Regions from separate parts of the Homo sapiens genome. Here all the other regions are linked to region 2. Evidence: chromatin contacts called from ENCODE Hi-C or POLR2A ChIA-PET data. All regions are on one chromosome and are shown on one strand. The core of a region is the stretch at or near the end of the contact, and the rest is flanking DNA. Distances in the headings are between cores, read along the strand shown. Region 1 has its middle 27 kb from the start of SLC25A4. Region 2 overlaps SNX25 (sorting nexin 25). Region 3 overlaps CFAP97 (cilia and flagella associated protein 97).

The links. A loop is a pair of places that touch in the nucleus more often than their neighbours do. ChIA-PET counts read pairs that join two places held with the same protein, here RNA polymerase II (POLR2A). Pooled maps may share reads with other maps.
Region 1: a loop to region 2 is called in a map of HCT116, with 3 times the contacts of the local background. The contact joins two enhancer-like sites. A Hi-C loop is called at or near these places in 1 of 168 maps with a recorded cell type or tissue (HCT116), 1 of 37 single-sample maps with no recorded cell type and 1 of 50 pooled maps. POLR2A ChIA-PET finds 5 or more read pairs at or near these places in 2 of 52 experiments (H1 and activated B cell).
Region 3: a loop to region 2 is called in a pooled map, with 2.9 times the contacts of the local background. The contact joins two enhancer-like sites. A Hi-C loop is called at or near these places in 2 of 168 maps with a recorded cell type or tissue (CD4-positive, alpha-beta memory T cell and naive thymus-derived CD4-positive, alpha-beta T cell), 6 of 37 single-sample maps with no recorded cell type and 13 of 50 pooled maps. POLR2A ChIA-PET finds 5 or more read pairs at or near these places in 2 of 52 experiments (OCI-LY7 and activated CD4-positive, alpha-beta T cell).

Annotation. Positions count from the first base shown.
Region 1 is chr4:185,114,061-185,118,581 of GRCh38, forward strand. No RefSeq gene overlaps it. Among named protein-coding and RNA genes, the nearest start is that of SLC25A4, 27 kb to the right of the region's middle. RefSeq lists an enhancer at 1,915-2,209. Within about 2 kb of position 2,076, at least 12 of the 41 ENCODE cell types and tissues checked have a DNase peak (open chromatin) inside an H3K27ac peak, as active enhancers do.
Region 2 is chr4:185,302,485-185,306,458 of GRCh38, forward strand. The region is part of intron 6 of SNX25 (sorting nexin 25); the gene reads left to right. Among named protein-coding and RNA genes, the nearest start is that of LRP2BP, 91 kb to the right of the region's middle. RefSeq lists enhancers at 1-144, 1,329-1,428, 2,317-2,506, 3,542-3,601, 3,687-3,974 and a silencer at 3,711-3,974. Within about 2 kb of position 2,692, at least 10 of the 41 ENCODE cell types and tissues checked have a DNase peak (open chromatin) inside an H3K27ac peak, as active enhancers do; they include OCI-LY7, where a contact is called at or near this core.
Region 3 is chr4:185,169,305-185,173,359 of GRCh38, forward strand. The region is part of intron 3 of CFAP97 (cilia and flagella associated protein 97); the gene reads right to left. Among named protein-coding and RNA genes, the nearest start is that of SLC25A4, 28 kb to the left of the region's middle. Within about 2 kb of position 2,292, at least 3 of the 41 ENCODE cell types and tissues checked have a DNase peak (open chromatin) inside an H3K27ac peak, as active enhancers do; they include OCI-LY7, where a contact is called at or near this core.

The DNA.
Region 1 (4,521 bases), core at 826-3,325, 190 kb before region 2:
TGGCAGCTTCTGCTCGGCTTCTGGGAAGGCCTCAGGAAACTTACAATCATGGCAGAAGGCAGAGAGGCAGCAAGAGCATCTTACATGGCTGGATCAGGAGGAAGAGCGAGAGGAGGAAGAGGCTGCACACTTTTAAACAACCAAATCTCGTGAGAACTCACTATCGCGACAGCAGTTCCAAGGGGGATGGTACTAAACTGCCCCCATGATCCAATCACCTCCCACCGGGTCCTACCTCCAACATTGGGGATTACAATTTGACATGAGGTTTGGGCAGGGACACAGATCCAAACCATGTCAGAGACATACAATACGGGAATTTTTACACATTGCTGGTAAATAAATGGGCACATTCATTTTGGAGAGACACAAGCCCCAGTAGCCAAAAAATCCATTTGAGTTATCTATTCTAGAGAAAGTCATGCAAATGTGCCCCAAAAGACATACGGAAAGCTGTTCAGTGTAGCATTTTATCTCACTGTGAAAAAAATGAAACTAACCTCCCCTCAGTGGAAAATGGCTAAACTGTGGTTCATTCACACAATGGAATTCCACAAGACTGTTAAAATGACTAAATGTGCCTGCATCTATCAACACGGATAAATCTCAAAACCAACGCTCAGTGAAAAAAGAAAATTGCAAAAATATTTGTACAACGTGATATCATTTATATGTAGTTTTAAAACACAATTGTCTATATTGTTTATGCACATATACATATGTGTAAAAGCACAAATACACACATGAGCATAAGACGCATGTAAGATAATGGTTAAGAGCACAGACTGTGGAGCTCCCTCACCAGTTATATAACATTTGATAACTTTAATCCCGTGCCTCAGTTTCCTCATGTGTAAAATGGTTTTGATAATGAAAGTGCCTACCTTATTGGATCATGGGGAAGATTACATTAGAAAATGCATACAAAATGCTTAACTCAATACCTGGCTCATAGTAAATGTTCAATAAATATTATATTATACTATTGTTTAACAAACATCCACTCCAAAACTCATGGTGAAATTTGTCATTGTGATGGTATTGAGAAGTGGGAACTTTAAGAGGTAGTTAGGTTACTAAAGCTGTTATTGTGGGAATGGGTTCATTATCATGGGAATGGGTTTGCCAGCTCTTACAGTCTCTCTCTTTCTCTCTCTCTCTTTCTCTCACCCTTTCACCCTTCAGCCATGTTATGATGCTGCAAGAAGCCCATTGCCAGATGCTGGTGCCTTGACACTGGACTTCTCAGCCTCCAGAACTGTGAGCCAACAAATGTCTATTTGTTGTAAGAAATCTTACTAGATAAGGGCCGGGCGCGGTGGCTCACGCCTGTAATCCCAGCACTTTGGGAGGCCAAGGCGGGCGGATCACGAGGTCAGGAGATCGAGACCATCCTGGCTAACACGGTGAAACCCCGTCTCTACTAAAAATACAAAAAAATAGCCAGTCGTGGTGGCAGGCGCCTGTAGTCCCAGCTACTCGGGAGGCTGAGGCAGGAGAATGGGGTGAACCCGGGAGGCAGAGCTTGCAGTGAGCCGAGATCGCACCACTGCACTCCAGCCTGGGCAACAGAGCAAGACTCCGTCTCAAAAAAAAAACAAAAAACAAAACAAAACAAAAAACTTACTAGACAAATATTAGCTTATTAGTAAATAAATAATATGGTCAACTGTACAGGCAATCAAATATGAAAAAAGTAAAATAAAATTGAGTTACTACTTTTGGCAAAGCTTAATTTTGAAATAAGGGTACTTTGATAGGTAATATACTATGATAGGCAGCTTCTAAACGGCCGCAGTGATCCCATCTGTTGGTATTCATGCCCTTCCTTGTGTAATCCCCTTCCCTGGAATATGGGCCGGACGTAGTAACTTGCTCTGACAAATAGAATATGACAAATTGATGGAATATTACTTCCAAAATGAGGTTCTAAAAAGACTGGTGCTTCCTCCTCGGGCACTCTCTCTCATTCTGTTAATCTGAGGGAAGCCAGCTGCTATGCTGTGAGCTGCGCCGTGGAGAGGCCCACATGGCGAAGACCTGATAACATCTGGATGATAGCCAATGAGTGAGCTTGGAAGTAGATCCTCCCCCATGTGAACTGGGAGGTGATTACAGCCCTGGCAAGCAGCTGAACTTGCAGTCTCATGAGAGCTCCGGGCCAGAGACTCCCAGCCCAAATTCCTGACCTCCAGAAACCATGAGAAAATAAACGTTTATTGTTTTAGGCTGGCAAACTTCTAGGTAATTTTTTACGCAGCAATAGATAACCAATACACCCAACATAGGCCAGGGCGAAAGCTAACGCTGATGTGCATATGTACTGTTAGTAATAAGGTAAATTGGTGTAAGTTTCTGGAGAGCGGTTTTAAAAATATTCCTAAAGATAGTCACAATTATGTTTTGCCTGAAGGAAATAAATGAATAAATATTTAAGTATATCCATTAAAGTCTTAAACATAGTAAATATAATAGTGAATAACTGGTAATAATTTACCAGTTTGGGGGAATTGTTAAATTATAATATATCCATTTGATAAAATCTTAGGTGGATATTAAAATTCATGTCAAAAATCTAATTAATGATCTGTTGAAATGTTCATGACATAATGATAACAACATTAACAAAATAATAATAATTGAGGATGATCACAAATTTTGTTTTATTTATATTTAAAAATTTGTTAACCAACATAATAATAGTGTTGATCTGAGTGATGACATTATTAGGTGATTTACATTTTCTTGATTATATTTTTCTATAGGTTCCAATTTGTCTATAATAAATATATGTTTTTTAATCTGAAAAATCCTCAAATGTAAAACAATGGAATGTGGGCCAAGTATAATTCTTAAAATACATTTACTTTTTGCCTCTTTTTTTCTGGATCATGTTTTTCAAGTTCTCTCAAATTCCTAAATTCTTCTCTGAACTTTTCTTTCAGTCACTTCTTTACATCAAGTAGCTCTTCTTGTTCCTCTGTTCTTGGTTTTTTGTTTTGTTTTGTTTTGTTTTTTAGCATGGTCTATAGATAAAACTGAAGAGGGAAAAGACCAAATGTTTACTTACTTTAAAATCATATAAAAATCCCAAAAAGGTAATTTTTTGGCAAGAAGTAGGTTTGACCCTTTGCATAAAGTATTATTTTACTTTGGGAAATAAAGATTTAAATCACTTTGCATATAAATCTAAAATATACCTATGCATATCAGATTTTTTTAACCTGGAGTCCATGAACATCTAGGGGTTCACTTAATTTGAGGTATCCTCAAATTATGGTCTAGCTTTTTATTTCTTCTTTGTAATCCATCAGCCTTTGGTAAGGTCTTTTTGAACCCTCAGCTTTGTCTCAGCTGCGCCTTGGAGTCTCCCAGGAGGGCCCTTAGGCCACAGCTGGGGAAGCCTCCCATGGTGGGTGTGGAGGTAGCCGCAAGGGTCGATGAGAAGCCAAAGCTGAAGTGACTCTCAGGGGAACAGAGGGAGAACTTCTCAGCCTGGCTTCTCTGCCTCACCTGGGAGATTCTCTTTTTAGCGTTCACCTTGAAAATTCTGACTTTGTTTTATTAAGAAAGGTGATTTTTTTATGATGTACACATACTTTATAATGTCAAAGAATAAACATGTGTGGCTTGCCTCATCTGTTTAGTTTTTACCTGAAACCTCTGCATTTTTTGATGATTCATTGTGATCTTCTACTCCCAATTTTTTAAGAGTTGCATCTCTATTGAGAACACCTATTCCGTTCTCACCATACCATTAATGGAAATGATACATGTGGTTTCATATGTAATGTGGTTTAATATGTGTTTTATGACACTGACAAGTTCCTTGTCTAGCGATGGCAAATGTGAGCTATGTGGGCTGCCGATTTCTCCTCCTGGGTGCCTATCAGACAACACTATTCAACACAGCATTCTTCTTGTTGAGCCCAGATTCAGCCTCAGAAGTTTTCCCAAGTTCTACCAAACACTTGGCAATGGTATGCCGTATGAAATATATTTATTTATATATATGTATACAGATATATATACACACACATAATAGATTTGTCTGTTTTATTATGTTAAAAATGAAAAATTCTTTAGAACTCCTTTGTCAGACCATGTGTCCTGAGTTTGGATTTGAAAAAAATATTCTCATTGTATGCACACCACATATACTCTTGCATGCGTAATTATGGTGAAATACATCAACTGCTCATGCTTTGCTCTTAGTAGGAAATTACAGGGACAGGTCCTGGCCCTCTGGGCTGTGTGATTTCACAGGCTGATTCTCTGAGTCAGGCCCAGACAGAATATGTTTGGGCCTGACTTTGTCACCTTTGTAATTTTTGTTTTTTTTGTTTGTTTGTTTTGTTTTTTGAAACAGAGTCTCACTGTGTCACCAAGGCTGGAGTGCAGTGGCACGATCTCAGCTCACTGCAACCTCCGCTTCCTGGGTTTAAGCAATTCTCATGCCTCAGCCTCCCGAGTAGCTGGAATTATAGACATGTGCCACCACGCCTGGCTAATTTTTGTATT
Region 2 (3,974 bases), core at 1,442-3,941:
GTTTGGGGAAAAAACCTCCACACATTTGGTCACAGAAGTCTTTGGTATTGATTGTTGTGGTGTGAAAGCAAAGGAAAAATGCAGTTGGAGTTGGGTTTTCCTTGCAGTGCCCTTATAAAAGAGGCCTCAGAGACTGCCTTGCACCTTCTGCCATGTGAGGATGTGGTGCGGAGACGCCGACTCTGCCAGCACCTTGCTTGTGGACTTCCAGCCTCCAGAGCTGTGCGGAGTAAATGTCTGTTGTTCGAAAGCCATGCAGTCTGTGGTGTTCTGTTAGAGCCAACCACCTCTCAGGCTGTTTCCCTGCCATTGCCCCAAGGGCTCTTGCGAGGGTTCCTCCCTGCCCAGTCCTTGAACCTCCAGCACTACCTCCAGTGCCTGCTGTCCCTTCCCCACTGTCACCACCTGGCCCCCACTCATTCCCTGCCTGAAGGTCTGTGGGCTCGGGCACTTCCATTGCACTCACTATAGTCTCATGAGTTTATAACCAACTCTACTCACCCTCTCTCCCCAAGAAGAACTTTAGTCCTCGTAGACTCTAACACCTGCATTTTATAACAAATAAAGCTCATGTCCAGAGATGTTAAACAACTGACCTGGTTTGAATAGAGCTAGTTAGTCACACACAAATCCGAAACTTGAGCCCAAGTCTCCTGAGTTTCGTCCTGGGCTCCTGCTCACAACAAGCATTGTATGGGTCAGATCTGAGTTCCGGGTGTATATCTCAAATCTGCTCAGCTCACAGTGCTGATTTGGGAACGGGGTTCTGCTTGTAATTTTATATGTGGATTTAATTGCTATATTATTCCTTTAAAAACATATTGCAAGCCTGTTGGAGGGCCTTAAACCAAGGGGAGTGCTAGGAGTTCCAGCACCAAGACATTAAACGAAGGTGCAGGGCGTGGTGGCTCACGCCTGTAATCCCAGCACTTTGGGAGGCCGAGGTGGGTGGATCACGAGGTCAGGAGATCGAGACCATCCTGGCTTACGCAGTGAAACCCCGTCTCTACTAAAAATACAAAAAATTAGCCGGGCGTGGTGGTGGGCACCTGTAGTCCCAGCTACTTGGAAGGCTGAGGCAGGAGAATGGCATGAACCTGGGAGGCGGAGCTTGCAGTAATCTGAGATTGCACCACTGCACTTCAGCCTGGGCGACAGAGCGAGACTCTGTCTCAAAAAAAAAAAAAAAAAAAAAAAGCAAGGCAGGGCACACAGTGGGCACACCCTGGCCGGGCTGCACAAAGTCCATGTGTCTCTGTACTCTTCTCCATCATAAAGTGAGTGATTCCGCCATCAACTCCTGTACGATTTCTGCTATTCCTCAAATATACTCTCCACTGAAGTGGAGTGACACGTTAGACTATGAAATCTCAGGTGTTTAGAGTGGTAAGAGAAGCCCATTTGTTCTTTTCAAAAAAGGACATACCAGCCTCAGGTTGAAAAGTAAGGCAAATATTTTTTTGAGTTCCTTAGCAACTGTTGAGGTGATTTCTAGATAATTTTGAAGAAGTCTGTGATGATTGGTAACTACTGAGAATTGCTGCCAGCTTTGTGTTAAGAGGTCAAGTACCATTTCTCACTTCAAATCTTGACTAGTCCCTAAGTAAATATATACCTGTTTCTTGAACCCTTCCATCAAGAGGATTTAGTAAAACTTCTGTTTACTTATTTATATTTTAGAGACATGTTCTCACTCTGTCACCCAGGCTGGAACATAGAGACGTGATCATAGCTCACTGTAACCTCAAACTCCTGGCTTTAGTGATCACGGCTCACTGCAGCCTCGACCTGCTGGGCTCAAGTGATCCTTCTGCCTCAGCCTCCTGAGTAGCTAGGACTACAGGTGCATGCCACCACGCCTGGCTAATTTTTAAACTTATTTTGTTTTTTTGAGATGGAGTTTTGCTCTTGTTGCCCAGACTGGAGTGAAATGGCGCATCTCGGCTCACCTCAACCTCCACCTCCTGGGTTCAAGCAATTCCCCTGGCTCAGCCTCTCGAGTAGCTGGGATTACAGGCATGCGCCACCATGCCCGGCTAATTTAGTGTTTTTAGTAGAGAAGGGGTTTCTCCATGTTGATCAGACTGGTCTCCAACTCCCAGCCTCATGTGATCTGCCTGCCCCAGCCTCCCAAAGTGCTGGAATTACAGGCGTGAGCCACCACACCGGGCCTAAATTTTTTTTTATAGAGACAGAGTCTTGCTGTGTTGCCCAAGCTGGTTTTAAACTCCTGGCCTCAAGCCATCCTCCCACTTCAGCCCTGCACAGTGCTGGTATTACAGGCATGAGCCACCACATCCAGCCTAAAACTTTTATTTGAATATACAAGAAAGATTCAACAGCTGGTTAGTCTGTCAGTGCACATACAGTTGATTGGAGAACCAGCATTTTCTAGGGAGGAAGTCTCTATTCCATATGTCGATTGCCTGCATTTCACGAGAAGACCTGAGCATCCTGGGCAGAGGAGAGAAGAGAGCCCATGTTGAGGAGTGAGGGAAGGGGAAGGAGGGTGCGGCCTTGTCCTCTGTTTGCTCTAACCTTCTTGTTAGAGGAGCAGGTTGTACCTCTGTATCAGCACTGCTAAGTGGGGCCAGGTGGAGGGTAGGAGGTGGCAGTTTTGCTCCCCAGGGGACATGTGACAATAGTCTGGAGACATTTTTGGTTGTCGTCTTTGGGGGAAGGGATGCTACTGGCATCTAGTGGTAGAGGCTAGGCATGCTGCTAAACATCCTGCAGTACACAGGACAGCCCCCCACAGCTGAGAACTACCCTGTCCAAAATGTCAGTAGTGCTGAGGTTGAGAAACCCTGCCCTGTATTATCCATTAAATCCCTCAGTGAGTCTGCTGAGGATGCTGCCATTATGATATGCCCTGGAACATGATAGCATGTTATGAGGGAAGGAAAATATTCTACTGTTGGTGTTTTTCTTTTTTTATACCTGAAAAGCACAGTGGTGCCATTTTAATCCAGTTGTACTATTTCTGGAGTCATGAGTTTGCACTTTAAGTTACTTTGCTCTCTGCTGCCTCATTAGAAATAGCATCTAACAGTTGTCGTTAGATGTTGCTGTTTTTGTTTTACTGCAAGCCACTTCACTTGCTTAAGGAAGAATTATATCATGGGCAGGGGATTTATAGCGAAAAGCATTTCTGTGATGTTATTCGTAAGTCTGTTGTAATGTCTTTGTAGCCAAAAGGGTTTACCTAATGTCTAATATAAATGTCTTTTTCACCAAATGAACCCAAATTCACCCATTTCCTTTTGCTCTGATCTCAGTAGAACCTAGACTATCTAGACGGAAAAACAGTAAATATTTGAACTAATTGCTTTGGAATATTATAGGTTAGTGCGAAAGTAATCACTTTTTTTGCCATTAAAAGTAATGGCGAAACCCGTGATTACTTTTGCACTAACCTAACATCATGTGTGTGTTCATCTTGGCACCAGTTTAAAGACACACTGCCATCCGGTGTTTCACTGGCCACTTCTTTTTAAAGCTAGATTAAATGTTGTGTGATTAACCCAGTTTCTAACAATGCACAGTGTTACTACTTAACACTCTATAGAGAAACAGCCACATAACTCTGGCATGAGCTGGGTCACGGGGTGTTGTCACACACCCACTCGCCTATACTTTTCTTGATGTGAATATTTCTTGGATGAATGGGTTTTAAGGCCACAAAGAAATGTATTCATCTGCATCACTGGATTTACAAGGATTTTTGCATGCCAGCAGCATGGGATGCATGAGCTCCACGTTAGTCATTTAGCTCTGAATGTGGCATTCGCTTTCTGAGGCAAAAATAAACAGAACCATCTAAGCAACAAGCTGCTGTTGCATTTGTTAGCAACAAGCTTTGTGATCAGACAATGGCATTGTATGGCCCATTATCAAACAGAACGCATTCACGTGAGCAAGCCACATTTAAGCGGAGCACCAAAACATTCTTCCCAGCCTTGCAGCTGGGTTTT
Region 3 (4,055 bases), core at 1,042-3,541, 130 kb before region 2:
TGGTTCCCCCATGCTGTTCTCGTGATAGTGAGGGAGTTCTCATGAGATCTGAGTTACTTAAAAGTGGCAGTTTCCCCTGTGTTCTCTCTCTATCCTGCCACCATGTAAGACATGCCTTGCTTCTGCTTCGCCTTCCAGCATGATTCTAAGTTTCCTGAGGCTTCTCCAGCCTTGCAGAACTGTAAGTCAATTAAAACTCTTTTGTTTATAAATTACCCAGTCTCAGGTAGTATCTTTACAGCAGTATGAAAATGGACTAATACACTTGTCCAAACATTTATTTTATATCCAGGAATTATTCTCTTTGGAAAAAAAATTAACCTAGCCCATCTTTTGATGTTTAAACAAATGTAAACAAATAAATGTCTTAATGATTTCTGCAGCCGTTAGCAGAGGAGAGTTGCTTTAGTGTTTCTAGAGCGATGAAGCAAAGACCTTGTAAGGACACTAAAAAGTAACAACTGTCCCCCACACAGGCAGAATCAAGACGACTGCTCTCTACATTTCAACAGTGGGAGTCACACTGAGTTATCATTAGCTTGCTTTCTTCAACGGAAGGAGATAACAGACCTTAACCAGACAAGAAGGAAACCCCAATGAAGTAAAGTATACATTATTTCAAGATCTTAGAACAAAAGTACTGTTAATCAACAGATTAATATTCATAGTAGGTATGAGACTTGCTATAAATCATTTTTGTGACAATTTATCACAATCTCCCTTTAATTATTCCACATAAGAGTTCTGAAGTTACTCCTACAGGCCAGGCACAGTGGCTCACACCTGTAATCCTTGCTCTTTGGGAAGCTGAGGCAGATGGATCACTTGAGGTCAGGAGTTTGAGACCAGCCTGGCTAACATGGCAATACCATCTCCACTAAAAATACAAAAATTAGCTGGGTGTGGTGGTGTAAGCCTGTAGTTCCAGTTACTTGGGAGGCCGAGGCAGGAGAATCACTTGAACCCAGGAGATGGAGGCTGCAAGGAGCCAAGATCACGTCACTGCACTCCAGCCTGGGTGACAGAGCGAGATAGTCTAAATAAATAAATAAAATAAAGTTACTCCTGTATACTAGCAGACAAAGCACAGAAGAGGATAATTTTATTTTTTACTTATTTATTGAGACGGAGTTTTGCTCTTGTTGCCCAGGCGAGTATCTTGCCTCACTGCAACCTCTGCTTCCCGGGTTCAAGTGAGTCTCCTGCCTCAGCCTCCTGAGTAGCTGGGATTACAGGAGCCCTGGGATTATAGGTGCCCACTACCACACCTGGCTAATTTTTTGTATTTTTAGTAGAGATGGGTTTCGCCATGTTAGCCAGGGTGGTCTCCAACTCCTGACCTCAGGTGATCCACCACGCCAGCCTATTTTTCATTGAATGTTTTTATGAACTGCCTTAGGCCAGGTGTGGTGGCTCTCGCCTGTAATCCTAGTACTTTGAGACGCCGAGGCTGGTGGATCACCTGAGGTCAGGAGTTTGAGACCAGCCTGGCCAACATGGTGAAACCCTGTCTCTACTAAAAATACAAAAATTAGCCAGGTGTGGTGGCACAGGCCTGTGATCCCAGCTACTCAGGGGGCTGAGGCAGGAGAATAGCTTGAACTCAGGAGGCAGAGGTTGCAGTGAGCCAAGACTGAGCCACTTACTCCAGCCTGGGCGACAAAGCAAGACTTTGTCTCAAAAAAAAAAAAAAAAAAAAAAAAAAAAAAGAACTGCCTTAAGTTTCTAAATTCATACATGCCTTTTATTTTTAAAACAAAATTCTAACACGAGAACTCCTAACTGGAAAAATTATGCTAACAGGTACAGAAATCATCATTACATTATTTATTTGTTTGTTTCAATTTTTCTACATGAAAAGATGGGCTATTGTCTATTTATTTTCATTTCTCTGAATTTAAAATTTGCTAATGAGCTAGGCGGGGTGTCACACGCTTGTAGTCCCAGCTACTCGGGAGGCTGAGCTGGGAGGATCACTTCAGCCCAGGAGTTCAGCCTGGGTAACACAGCAAGACCTCATCTCCAAAAGCCAACAAAAAAATCCCCCCAAAACAAGAACAACGAAATAACTAAGGACTATTTTATTTACACACATAATCTTAGAAAGTAAAAAAAGGAAAATAAGTTAACTCCATTTAGTTAACTTTAGGCTCCAACCCTGATACTACATTCCTCTAGGAATCTTACTTCCTCCATAACTTTGCTTGAATTACTTCTCTCCCCCAACATTCTTTCACACCTGAGGACACTGACACACATTTAAAAGAATGAAATAATCTCACTTCTTCTTAGAGGGTAAAGTGAAACCATCAACCAAGTATCTTTAACCACCTCTCCTTCTGCTAAGATTGTTCTTATGCTCATTCGGAAAAAAGTTCAAGTGAAAAGAAAGAGATATGGTTTAACAAGAATATTTCTTTCTTTTTTTGAGATAGGGTCTTGCTCTGTCACCCAGGCTGAACTGATCACTTGAACCCAGGAGGCAGAGGTGGAGTGATCACGGCTCTCTGCAGCCTTGACCTCCCAGGCCCATGCAATCCTCCTGCCTCAGCTTCCTGAGCAGCTGGGATTACAGCCATGCATCACCACACCTGGCTAATTTTTTATTTTTTGTAGAGATGGAATCTCACCATGTTGCTTGCCCATGCTTGTCTTGAACTTCTGGGCTCAGGCAACCCTCCTGCCCTGGCCTCCCAAAATGCTGGGATTACAGGCATAAGCCACTGTACCTGGCTAAAAATAATATTTCAGAATTCATGAGTTAAAAAATTACTCCCCTTTTTACAAGTAATAAAATTCTAATTTTATTTAAATTATAATGATAATTGAGGCTGTCTACTGATAAAGTTATCTACTGGATAAAAACACTCTATTGGATAAAATTTTCATTTCTCTGAATTTAAAATTTGCTAATAAGCTAGGCTAATAAGCTAGAATAATTTTTATTCCCTTAATTTTTGTTTGGATGCAATGTTTAATGAGAGGAAGGATAATATCTACCTATTGAAACAAATAATGATGATCTTGAACCTCATCAGGACAGATGAACAGTATGCTTTTAACTCTAGAGCACAGAAGTCAGTTTTATACAATCGTTGCCTTCCTTCTCTACCTTTTCTGCACAACACTACTTCTTTGTCTGGGATTATTTCCATCTAAATAGCCTCTGAATTGCTAACACACTGATGTAAGAGTTCTGGAACAGAAATGCTTTAGTTATCATGTCTGTTAGCCAGCTGAATTGTTCTCTGTCACTGGAGAGAGAGCAAATGAAAGGATATAAATCATCAAAAATATAAAGGAATGAATTCTGTTTTGCAGTATATCTGACACTGAAATAACTACAAAAGTGTGTCTCTGTGTGCTGAACATATGCATGTGTACTTTGAATATTAACAGTCTAGCAAACAGATTAAAAAGTCTATCAGCCTGGGTGCAGTGGCTCACACCTGTAATCCCAGCACTTTAGGAGGCTAAGGCAGAAGGATTGCCTGAGGTCAGGAGTCTGAGACCAGCCTGGGCAACAAAGTGAGATCCCATCTCTACAAAAAAAAAAAAAAAAAAAAAGCATTGGCTCACACTCAAAGAGCAAATGTGGCTCTTTTTAAGGTTGAGTATGAGAAGGCTTGCAGTATGGTTAAGACCATACTTCTGGTCAGGAAGGTAGTATTTAAGACTGTCAAACAGGCTCCAATATAAATAATTAGATTTATATTACAGGCATGAGTCACCAGGCCTGGACTAATAGGATTTTTTAAATAGAAAAATAATCAAAGTCAACGGGCACAGTGGCTCACGCCTGTAATCCCAGCACTTTGGGAGGCAGAGGAGGGAGGATCATGTGGTCAGGAGATCGAGACCATCCTGGCTAACACGGTGAAACCCCATCTCTACTAAAAATACAAAAAATTAGCCAGGCATGGTAGCAGGCGCCTGCAGTCCCAGCTACTCAGGAGGCTGAGGCAGGAGAATCGCTTGAACCTGGGAGGCAGAGGTTACAGTGAGCCGAGATCACGTCACTGCACTCCAGCCTGGTGACGAGCCAGACTCCGTCT